Regions from separate parts of the Homo sapiens genome. Here region 2 is linked to region 1. Evidence: chromatin contacts called from ENCODE Hi-C or POLR2A ChIA-PET data. All regions are on one chromosome and are shown on one strand. Each heading gives the region's core, a stretch centred on a gene start or an enhancer-like site at or near the end of the contact. The rest is flanking DNA. Distances are from core to core; before and after follow the strand shown.

Region 1 (3,120 bases), core at 87-2,586:
CTGGGAAGTCCAAGTTGAAGGCACCAGCAGATTCGGCGTCTGGTGAGAGCTTGCTTCCTAATTTATGGATGGTGCTTTTTCACCGTGTCCTCATGTGCTAACAGGGCTCACTAGTTCTCCAGAGCCTCTTTTATAAGGGTACTACTGTATGAGTCCATGTTGCCTTGCTATAAAGGAAAACCTGAGACTGAGTAATTTATAAAGAAAAGAGGTTTATTTGGCTCATGATTCTGCAGGCTGTACAGGCATGGCACCCACATCATCTTCTGGTGAGGCTTCAGGAAGCTTTTACTCACGGCAGGAGGTGAAAAGGGAGGGGGTGTGCCAATTTTTATGCTCCTGGAGAGAGTTGTCTGCATTTGCACCCTGCACTCCCTCTTCTCTCATTCTCATTTAAACTCAACATGATCAGTCTTTTGTACCCATCACACCACCAAAACCATACCGGTCAGGCTCACCAGTATCCTCTCTTGCCAAATCCAGTGGTCAGATCTCAGTCCCTATCTTGACTGATCAGCAACTTTTGATACAATTGACCATTCCATCCTCCTTGAAATAGTTTCTTCTCTTGGCTTCTGGAACATCACTGTCTTTGCTTTTCCTCTTCTCTCACTAGGTTCTCCTTCTCAGTTCCTTTTCTTGGCTCATTTTCTTTTCTTTTCTTTTCTTTTTTTATTTTTATTGAGATGGAGTCTCACTCTCTTACCCAGGCTGGAGTGCAGTGGCGCGATCTCAGCTCACTGCAACCTCCGCCTCCCGGGTTCAAGCGCTTCTCTGTTGGCTCATTTTCACTTGGTCACTGTGGAGTGCCTCTGGGAGTGGCCCTTGGACTTGGCCTCTTCTCTGTCTCCTCATGCCCTGGCCATCTCATATCATCAATTTCCTGACAACCCTCAATTTATATTTCCAACCCACACCTTTCCCCTGAGTTCCATGCTCAGATATTCAACCATCTACTTGACAAGTTTCCTTAGACATCTAATATACATCTCAAATATGACAAGCCCAAAATCGAACTGCTGCTTTTCTCCCTAAAAGAGCCATCCTCATTTCAGTGGACAACAATTTCATCTTTCCATCTTTTAGGGCTTAAACTCTGGAGTCATTCTAAATTCTCTTTCTCTCATGCTGCACCCACTCTGTTAGCAAACCATGTCAGCTGTGCTTTCACAATAAATTAAGAAACAACTACTTAATTCATCAAATTCATGTTGGTCCAGGACAGAAGACCTGTTCTTTCTCTTAGAATCGTTTCACAACTGAGCCTCCTGCTTGTAGTCTTGCTCCTGTGGTATGTTCTCAAAACAGTAACCAGAGTGATCATTTTAAAAGCTGTAGTGATGTGTCATTCTTCCGCTCAAAAACCAGGAAAGGCTTCCTCTTTTACTCAGAGCTTAGAAAGGCCTACAGGATTCTGTGTGACCCAGCCTTCAGACCCTGCAGACTTCATCTCCTGCTCTTTTCCACCGCTTCATTCTGCTTCACCTCACTGAGCCTACTCCTCAGATATAAAGCACACTTTGGTCTCAGAGCCTTTCCACTGCTTCCTCCAGGCAGGACACCTTCCTTCATGTATCCTATTGTTTTCGTCTCTTCTTCAGGTTTCTATTTAGATGTCACCTTGTCAAACAGGCCATTTGACAGCCTTATATAAGATTATAATCTCCTGCCTGTCTCCTCCCACCGACTTGGCTCTCTCCCTTTTATCCTTCCTTGTTGCTGTTCAATAGCGTAGGTGGCCATCTGAGTTACTACCCTGTGTCTTTTCTCACTAGGAACTTGCTTCCATGAGGGCAAGGATGTTATCTCTTTTGCTCACAGCTATTTCTTTAGGACCCAGAGCAATGCCTCAGGTATCATAGGCATAATCCACATTTGTTGGCTGAATTTAACAAAATCCTCACAATGACATTTCAAAATTAGTTGGAATAACCCAAAATTTATACATGAAGAAACTGAGACACAGAGAGGTTTTTTTTTTTTTTTTAATTTTATTTTATTTTAAGTTCCAGGATACATGTGTAGGATGTGCAGGTTTGTTACATAGGTAAACATGTGCCATGGTGGTTTGCTGCCCCTATCAACCCATCACCTAGGTATTAAGCCCCACATGCATTAGCTATTTATCCTGATGCTCTCCCTCCCCCAGGCCCCCTGACAGGCCCCAGTGTGTGTTGTTCCCCTCCCTGTGTCCATGTGTTCTTATTGTTTAGCTCCCACTTATAAGTGAGAACATATGGTGTTTGATTTTCTCTTCCTGTGTTAGTTTGCTGAGGATAATGGCTTCCAGCTCCATCCATGTCCCTGCAAAGGACATGATCTCTTTCCTTTTTATGGCTGCATAGTATTCCGTGGTGTATATGTACCACATTTTCTTTATCCAGTGTATCACTGATGGACGTTTGGGTTGATTCCATATCTTTGCTATTGTGAATAGTGCTGCGATGAACATATGCGTGCATGTATCTTTATAATAGAAGGATTTATATTCCTTTGAGTATATACTCAGTAATGGGATTGCTGGGTTACATGGTATTTCTGGTTCTAGATCTTTGAGGACTCACCACACTGTCTTCCACAATGGTTGAACTAATTTACATTCCCACCAACAGTGTAAAAGCGATCTTATTTCTTCATAGCCTCACCAACATCTGTTGTTTCACGGCTTTACTAATTGCCATTCTGACTGGCATGAGATAGTATCTTTTTGTGGTTTTGATTTGCATTTTTCTAATGATGCATGGTGTTGAGCATTTTTTCATATGTTTGTTGGCCACATAAATGTCTTATTTTGAGAAATGTCTGTTTATGTCCTTTGCCCACTTTTTAATGGGTTTTTTTTTTCTTGCAAATTTGTTTAAATTCCTTGTAGATTCTGGATATTAGAGCTTTGTCAAATGGATAGATTAGATTGCAAAAATTTTCTCCCGTTCTGTAGGCTGTCTGTTCACTCTAATGATAGTTTCTTTTGTTGTGCAGAAGCTCTTTAGTTTAATCAGATCCCATTTGTCAATTTCTGCTTTTGTTGTAATTGCTTTTGATGATTTTGTCCTGAAATCTTTGCCTGTGCTGATGTCCTGAATGGTATTGCCTACATTTTCTTCTAGGGTTTTTATAGTT
Region 2 (3,203 bases), core at 488-2,987, 70 kb before region 1:
CCCAGCAATATGTGTTTTTAAAAGCTCTTCAGGTAAGCACACCAAGGTTTGAGAATCACTGACCTGGATGTAATTTTTTATAATTTTTTTAAATTTTTTTGAGTCAGAGTATCCATCACCCAGGCTGGAGTCTAGTGGCGCGATCTCAGCTTACTGCAACCTCCGCCTCCTGGGTTCAAGCAATTCTTGTGCCTCCGCCTCCCAGTAGCTGGAATTACAGATGCACGCAACCACACCCAGATAATTTTTTTTTTTTTTTTTGAGATGGAGTCTCGCTCTGTCACCAGGCTGGAGTGCAGTGGTGCAGTCTTGGCTCACTGCAACCTCTGCCTCCCAGGTTCAGGTGATTCTCCTACTTCAGCCTCCTGAGTAGCTGGGATTACAGGCATGTGCCACCGTACCTGGCTAATTTTTGTACTTTTAGTAGAGACGGGGTTTCACCATGTTGGTCAGGCTGGTCTCGAACTACTGACCTCGTGATCCGCCAGCCTCGGCCTCCCAAAGTGCCAGGATTACAGGCATGAGCCACCGCACCCAGCCAGTTTTTGTATTTTTGTAGTGATGGGGTTTCACCATGTTGGCCAGGCTGGCGTCGAACTCCTGACCTCAAGTGATCTGCCCACCTCAGCCTCCCAAAGTGCTGGGATTACAGATGTGAGCCATCGTGCCCGGCCTAGATGTAATTTTTAGTCAACTTAAGCATGTGTAACCATATGCAATTATGCGCAAACAGTATAAATAGAGCTGATGTTAATCTCTAGCCCCGTTGCCTGGAGTGTTGGTGAAACTCTTTTATTTTGTAATCCTTTTTATATTTTAGTGGATGTTTCTATTGATTCTCTTCTGTACCCGCTGTTTCCTCTTTTATTGGAAGACACTAAAACAATTCAGAAATTTTTATAGGAATGCAGAGGATTCAAAATGTCTGAGTCGTGCTCTTCCAAAGCAAGAATCATGTCATAGCCATCTTTTTTTTTTCTTGTAAGAGCTTTATTGAAATATAGTTTACATACCACACAATTCACCCGTTTAAAGGAATCCCCTCTCCTGCCAGTCAATGCTTTTTGGGTTTCACAGAATTGTGAAACCATCAGTACAACCAATTTTAGACGAATTTTATCATCCCCAAAGGAAACCTCATACCTATCAGCAGCTACTCCTCATTTCCTCTGAAATCCTCCAGTCTTAGCTTTTACTAATCTAGTTTCTGTTCCTATAGATTGCCTAGCCTGGACATTTCATGTAATGCATTACACTATGATGTTTCACGACTGGCTTCTTTCACTTAGTATAATGTTTTGAAGGTTCATCCATGTTATAGCATTTACCAGTACTTTATTTCTTTCAATTGCTTAATACTCCCTTATGTGGATACACAGTAGTTTCCTCTTATCTGGGGGGCATATGTTCCGAGTTCTCCAGGGAATGCTTGAAACCACAGATAGCACCAAATCCTATATATACTATGTTTTTTTCTATATATAGATACTTAGGATAAAGTTTAATTTATAAATTATAAGATAAAAATAGAAATAAAAATAAATTAGGCTCAGTAAGATATTAACAACAGCAATAACTAAATAGAACAATTCATAAAAATATGCCAGCATCACTGCTTTTGTGCTTTAGGGCCATTATCAAGAAAAATATGGGTGACTTGAATACAAGAACTGTGATACTGTAACTGTCAATCTGATAGTTACTAAGTGACTAATGGTGTTATAGAGAACATAGATGCACAGGACAAAGGGATGATTCACTTCCTGGGAAGGATGGAGTGGGATGACATAAGATTTTATCATGCTACTCAGAACAAGACACAGTTTCAAACTTTTTTTTTTTTTTTTTGAGACAGCGTTTCCACTCTGTCACCCAGGCTGGAGCACAGTGGCTCAGTCTCTGCTCACTGCAACCTCTGCCTCCCAGGTTCAAGCAATCCTCCCGCCTCAGCCCCGCAAGCAGCTGGGACCACAGGCATGCGCCACCATGCCTGGCTACTTTTTGTATATTTTGTAGAGATGAGGTTTCACCAAGTTGGCTAAGCTGGTTTTGAACTCTGGGCCTCAAGTGATCTGCCTGTCTTGGCTTCCCAAAATGCTGGGATTACAGGAGTGAGCCACTGCACCTGGCCTGCACAATTTAAAACTCATAAATTGTTTATTTCTGGAGTTTTTCATTTCACATTTTCCCAATGCAATTGACTGTATGTAACTGAAACTGCAGAAGGTGAAACTGCGGATGAGAAGAAGCACTACTGTACTACATTACATTTGTCCATTCATTAGTTGATGGACATTTGGGTTGTTTTCACTTTGGGACTATTATGAATAATGCTGCTAAGAGCATTTGTGTACAAGTTTTTGTGTATGCATATATTTTCATTTCTCTGGGTATACATACACCTAGGAATGGTAACTATGTTTAACATTTCGAAGAACTACCAGGCTGTTTTCCAAAGTCACAAGACACGATTTCAAGATTTTTCTTTTTCTTTGAGACAGATTCTCCACTCTGTCACCCAGGCATTGTACCATTTTACCTTCCTGGCATCAGTGCATGAGAGTTTCAGTTTCTCTACATTCTCATCAACATTTGCTCTTATCTGTCTTTTAAATTATAACCATCCTAGTGGGTGTGAAGTGATATCTGATTGTGGTTTTGATTTGCAGTTCCTTGAGAACTAATGATGTTGAGCATTATTTTTGTGGTTACTGACCATTTGTGTATCTTCTTTGCAGAAGTGCCAATTTAGATTCTTGCTTTTATTTGTTTATTTAGTTAGTTTTCAAGACAGAGTCTCTCTCTGTCTCCCAGGCTGGAGTGCAATGGCTTGATCACGGATCACTGCAGCCTTGTCTTCCCAGGCTCAAGCAATCCTCTTGCCTCAGCCTCCCTAGTAGCTGGGACTACAGGTGTGTATCACCACGCCAGGCTAATTTTTGTATTTTTTGTAGAGACAGGGTTTTGCCACGTTGCCCAGGCTGGTCTCAAACTCTTCGGCTCAAGCCATCTGCCCATCTTGACCTCCTAAAGTGCTGGGATTACAAGGCTTCAGCCACCACTCCCAGCCTGCTAAGAGTTTTATGGTTTCACCTCTTATGTTTAGGTCTTTTATTTTATTTTATTTTATTTTTTAATTGATCATTCTTGGGTGTTTCTTGCAGAGGGGGATTTGGCAGGGTCATAGGACAATAGTGGAGGGA

Evidence for each region. Hi-C counts contacts between places; a loop is a spot of excess contacts on that map. ChIA-PET counts read pairs that join two places held with the same protein, here RNA polymerase II (POLR2A). Pooled maps may share reads with other maps.
Region 2: a loop to region 1 is called in a pooled map, with 6 times the contacts of the local background. The contact joins two enhancer-like sites. A Hi-C loop is called at or near these places in 9 of 50 pooled maps. POLR2A ChIA-PET finds 5 or more read pairs at or near these places in 6 of 52 experiments (activated CD4-positive, alpha-beta memory T cell, activated CD8-positive, alpha-beta memory T cell, activated T-cell and 1 more).

Annotation. Positions count from the first base shown.
Region 1 is chr3:186,951,840-186,954,959 of GRCh38, forward strand. All of the region lies in intron 1 of ST6GAL1 (ST6 beta-galactoside alpha-2,6-sialyltransferase 1), which reads left to right. Among named protein-coding and RNA genes, the nearest start is that of ST6GAL1, 23 kb to the left of the region's middle. Within about 2 kb of position 1,337, at least 4 of the 41 ENCODE cell types and tissues checked have a DNase peak (open chromatin) inside an H3K27ac peak, as active enhancers do.
Region 2 is chr3:186,881,239-186,884,441 of GRCh38, forward strand. No RefSeq gene overlaps it. Among named protein-coding and RNA genes, the nearest start is that of ADIPOQ-AS1, 21 kb to the left of the region's middle. Within about 2 kb of position 1,738, at least 2 of the 41 ENCODE cell types and tissues checked have a DNase peak (open chromatin) inside an H3K27ac peak, as active enhancers do.